Linked DNA regions of Homo sapiens: region 2 is linked to region 1. A link is a contact called in ENCODE Hi-C or POLR2A ChIA-PET data. All regions are on one chromosome and are shown on one strand. The core of a region is the stretch at or near the end of the contact, and the rest is flanking DNA. Distances in the headings are between cores, read along the strand shown.

The links. Hi-C counts contacts between places; a loop is a spot of excess contacts on that map. ChIA-PET counts read pairs that join two places held with the same protein, here RNA polymerase II (POLR2A).
Region 2: a loop to region 1 is called in a map of mammary epithelial cell, with 2.0 times the contacts of the local background. The contact joins two enhancer-like sites. A Hi-C loop is called at or near these places in 1 of 168 maps with a recorded cell type or tissue (mammary epithelial cell). POLR2A ChIA-PET finds 5 or more read pairs at or near these places in 1 of 52 experiments (BJ).

The regions. Positions count from the first base shown.
Region 1 is chr20:10,921,837-10,924,400 of GRCh38, forward strand. No RefSeq gene overlaps it. Among named protein-coding and RNA genes, the nearest start is that of LINC02871, 100 kb to the right of the region's middle. Within about 2 kb of position 1,280, at least 4 of the 41 ENCODE cell types and tissues checked have a DNase peak (open chromatin) inside an H3K27ac peak, as active enhancers do; they include mammary epithelial cell, where a contact is called at or near this core.
Region 2 is chr20:11,116,662-11,119,225 of GRCh38, forward strand. No RefSeq gene overlaps it. Among named protein-coding and RNA genes, the nearest start is that of LINC02871, 91 kb to the left of the region's middle. Within about 2 kb of position 1,295, at least 2 of the 41 ENCODE cell types and tissues checked have a DNase peak (open chromatin) inside an H3K27ac peak, as active enhancers do; they include mammary epithelial cell, where a contact is called at or near this core.

The DNA of each region.
Region 1 (2,564 bases), core at 30-2,529:
TGAAGTAAAAGCAGACTAAAAATGTGTTTACTTTTAAAATCTCTAATTCTATCAGCACCTATCAAAAGAATTTCAGATTCTTTTGAGCAGGACTTCAATTTAATTCATATAAAATTATGTAACGGGAATGTTTTTATCCATTGTCACAAATATTACAGGAGTTATAATTCAATCTTTTAATGAATTACTACTTTGAAATAGCAGGTAGCTGAAAAGACAATCTGTAGGGATATGAGGAAGTGTCCATGAAATTTCAAGGTTACATATCCTACTATCATTCCAGAAATAGTATGCTTGCAGTTTATTTTTTGTAAATTCAAGAAAATCTTACAAAATTCTTATGAGACTGAGTGATTCAAAACCTCTTTCCTTTCAGGCTCATGCAAAATTCTCACAGGTGATCTAAAAATGCAAATTTTGATTCATGGGACAAGTAGAATCCTTCAGATCTTGTAGTTGGCTTGAGTGCTAGCATATGGCCTATAGTATTAAGGCGAAATGGAGAAAAAAGCGTGAAAAGACAAAAGACAATTTATGCGAGCCTCAGGACGAAACTTGGAAAAAAACTCAGTTTCTACCTTCTTAATTCAAACAGCCATTAAAAGACTAATGACTACATAATATAGCATTAAAATATCCATGCACAAACACACACATTTTTCATTATTTTACCCACATTATGCATGTGACCTCTGTACATAAAATATAAAAGAATGTCAGAAATAGCAAAGTTGCCAAGGTTACACAGAGACTGCTATTTTAGATGATCTAAAAAATTTTAATGATCGCACACATAGATCTGAGAGATGCAGAGGCACACAGCTGTAGCCTTAGAACCCAGCTTTATTTACCATCTGTCTGTTAGCACCATGAATCTTGGCTGAGAGCTGCTCTGCAGATCTGAGAATTCTGTCTTCTTTTCCAAGCACTCTGGGCTGAGTTTTTCAGGGGATTAATGGAACCTAGAAGTAATGTTTCCCTGCTCCCAAACTTGGGGCAAAACAAGGGCAGGTTATTAACTTCAAGGCAGGTTATTAACTTAGTTATGGGCTCTTCATATGCTTTTGCTTGTAACTGTGTGGCAGACTAGACATTTAGTCACTTACCTTCTGTAAGGGAAGTCACTTAATGTAGATGCTCAAGGAATCCCACGTCCAAATACGGTCATTGCTGAATTTGATGGGAGAAAAAAAGGACTGTATTTTTGCTGGCTAATGCGGCATTTCTGGATGTTCATTAAGCTGTTAAAAAATGTGAAATGATGACTCACTGTGAAGCCTTCCCAACCCCCTTCCCTGCTCCAATTTGCCTGCGGCTTGAAGGAATGTATACTGACTTGAGTTAAAGAAGAAACTTGTGGTTTCCATTATAGTCTGTAAACATCGATTGCTGAAAGCCTCAAGTGTGCTATCATCTCCTGCCACACACATGCTTTATATACAGTTCATCTTGGAAAACAGATTGGGAGAGCACCGTGTTTACAACTCCAGAGTAACCCAACTAATGGGGGGCTGGTCTGCCTGGGGGTCTCGAGACCATCACTGTTAACAGTGGAGGTCCCCTCTGATGTCTTTTAAGCCAAAGTATCAAGAGAGAAGCCAAAGACAAGCCTCATTAAAGAAAGATCTTCCTGGTACCCACAGTGGTTCTTTGCTGCTTTATCATCAGCAAAAGAGACATAAAAAAATCTTTGCTTCTCTTTTAGGTTGTATCCTTAGGCCTTATTCTTGATGTCATTGAAAAGTTGGTTTATCTATTATTTCCAAGGCCACTGGCAATGCTATCATTTTTGATTAATGATTAGTTTATGGCTAAGTAGTATTCCATGGTTAGGTGATGGTTATATTGAAAGCCCAGATTTCAGCACTATGTAATATAGCCATGTAACAAAATTGCATTTGTACCCCCTAAATCTATTTTTAAAAAGTTTAATTTAATTATGCAGGAGTGGCAGCAGAATGCAAACCATCCAGGGAATTATTCTGGTAGTGCCTGATGGATTTAAATAATACCAAGAGAAAGACTGCAGAGGGTATCCTGAGATTTGCATGACATCCTGACCAGGGTTGATAAGAAGAGCTAAATGGATAAGTTTCTTCTGGAAGGAGATATCATGGATGTGGTATGGGTAGAAAAAGTACAAGATGCAGCATCAGAGGATTCGAATGTGCCTTCTGGCTTTGACATTCAGTGGCTTTGTGACCTAGGGCACTGCTTCTTAGACATTAACATGGGTACATATCACCTGGGGGGTTTGTTAAATGCAGATTCTGATTCAGTAGGTGTGGGTGGGGCCTAAGGCTGCCCACCCTGGTCATCTTGCACCTGGCTGTGAGAAATAGAGAACCTGGCAAGGCTCCTAACCCACGTAAGTCTCAGTTTCTTCTTTAATAACACGGGGTTTAGAATGATGCCAACCTTCCAGGGTTATTGGGACTCATGGCACTGGTAAGAGTTCCTGGCACAGGCACTGGCATGGAGAAGACAAGTATTGGATATTGGCTTTGGGATCCCAGAATCTTAGTGATTAGTGATGGAAAACATCTGAGGAAGGACCTAGTTTT
Region 2 (2,564 bases), core at 45-2,544, 190 kb after region 1:
GAATCGCCACACTGTCTTCCACAATGGTTGAACTAGTTTACAGTCCCACCAACAGTGTAAAAGTGTTCCTATTTCTCCACATCCTCTCCAGGACCTGTTGTTTCCTGACTTTTTAATGATCGCCATTCTAACTGGTGTGAGATGGTATCTCATTGTGGTTTTGATTTGCATTTCTCTGATGGTCAGTGATGATGAGCATTTTTTCATGTGTCTTTTGGCTGCATAAATGTCTTCTTTTGAGAAGTGTCTGTTCATATCTTTCACCAACTTGTTGATGGGGTTGTTTGTTTTTTTCTTGTAAATTTGTTTGAGTTCATTGTAGATTCTGGATATTAGCCCCTTGTCAGATGAGTAGATTGCAAAAATTTTCTCCCATTCTGTAGGTTGCCTATTCACTCTGATGGTAGTTTCTTTTGCCGTGCAGAAGCTCTTTAGTTTCATTAGATCCCATTTGTCAATTTTGGCTTTTGTTGCCATTGCTTTTGGTGTTTTAGACATGAAGTCCTTGCCCATGCCTATGTCCTGAATGATATTACCTAGGTTTTCTTCTAGGGTTTTTATGGTTTTAGCTCTAACATTTAAGTCTTTAATCCATCTTGAATTAATTTTTGTATAAGGTGTAAGGAAGGGATCCAGTTTCAGCTTTCCACATATGCCTTCTTAAATGCAATAATTAGCATTAAAACCTTGCAAACACTATAATAGTCACTATGTAACTCCATGCATTCACTGGTATGGAGTTTTGGAAAATTCCAGTGTTGTTCTTAGTTCAAACATACATGGAAATACAAAAAAAACTGTTGACATAAAGTCTGTAGAGCACAGTTCTTCTTTTGAAATTTCTCGGCAAAGCATTTCAGCAATATAATTATCAGGCACAATTAAACAGAAACTCCACAACAATGTAGTACATCTTCAAGAGAAGGCTTGTGAAGGTTAGTTTATACTCATCTTTCATCATTGAGGTACATCTTCATGCCTCAAGGAGAAATGGTGTCAAACATAACCTGTGTTTGTCCTAGACATGTTAATTTAGCCAGAAGAGGTCAATCAAAGGCTAAAAGATGTCCAAAAAGATTTCTCCTATATGTTGGCCAAGGATGCATGACAAAGATAGAGATAAGATAGAGAAAGCAACAGCATGCTTAGTCTAATCCTAGATAGTCTGTGCTTAAGCAAAACCAAACAAGTTTTAATTGTTAACACACAGAGCCAGGTAATGCTTCATATCACCATGTGAACAGATTATTAACAGTGGGGTTGTCATCAGCAGCATCATTGTTGTGTCTGAGCCATGTATGTGAAGCCTGTGTGTGACTCAGAGTGATATCATCAGTGTGGGCCAGGGGGTACTGGCAAGGACAAAGGCTGAGTCCAGTAGGGGATCTGCCAAAGAAAGTTGGCTTTTGAGTCAACATGAATCTCTTCAGGATCTGAACTGGGAAAAGCCCGGAGTGTCTCCATGGCCAAAGCCAAACAAATCAATTTTTGAAGGCCCTGAGGTCTTTATTAAATAAGGGAACTTGGTATACAAATTTTGAAAGGGGGGAAAAAAGCAATGAAATAAAATAGTACTCCACCTTTCAACATATTTTCAGAAGTACATTGTTCAGTGAAGCAGTTTCTGGGCTTCTCCACTAGGTATGGTTTCAGAGTGTGATTTTTAAAATCTGGCATGTCTTTGTCTATTACTCTCTTTGTGGGCTGTTGAACTGAATAGAGGCAGACATTACTCAGAATGAGGATGGAGACTGTCTGTTTTCGAGTAACAAAACTTTATTTTAAATGTCTACTTTGCCCCCAATTTTTTTTTGTAATGATGCAGTAAAAAATTATAGGATGCTTATCAGCAGACTATAATGTATTACAGATCCAAAGAGAGATTCAGATCCCTCAAACACCTCTTAAAAAGATGGGCCAGAAGGTGCCTTACAAAAGAATGGGATGTAAACCATGAACTTACTTTTCAGATGCCCAAAACTGCCATGAAAAGTTCATTTCTTTCAAAATTAGTGCTTTTAAATGACTCAAAATCATTATTATTTCATTCAAAAAATCACATACTTAAAAAGCACTGTATTTTCACACTTATTTTCAGTTTATTGTATACAGACAAGAGCTCATGACTGGCCAATTTATCATTAATATCTTTATTTTTCATAGTACATATTTTTACAGAATGACATTCCTGCATTTAGCCAGAACAAAACAATTCAGTTAATTTTGAATATTACTCATGCTTACATGGAAAAGGATGAAAATATTCTACTGGAAAACAAGAGACAATTCATCTTACTTGCACCTGGAATCTTCTGTGAATCACAGAAAAATATTAACTTGACTCATATATAAGGATTTCCTCTCTATTAAATAAAACATGACTTATCTCTATACCTTTTCAGTCTTGTTAGAGAGTAAGAGAGTTTATTTTTTCCCAATGTCTTCCCTAAATGAAGTTTTAAAAATGTATTCTAATGTCCAGCATGACGTAATATTAAGTATTGAGTCATAAATCAAGACACCAGCGTTAGAGTTTCAACTTGGCCATGGATTTGTTTGTGGTT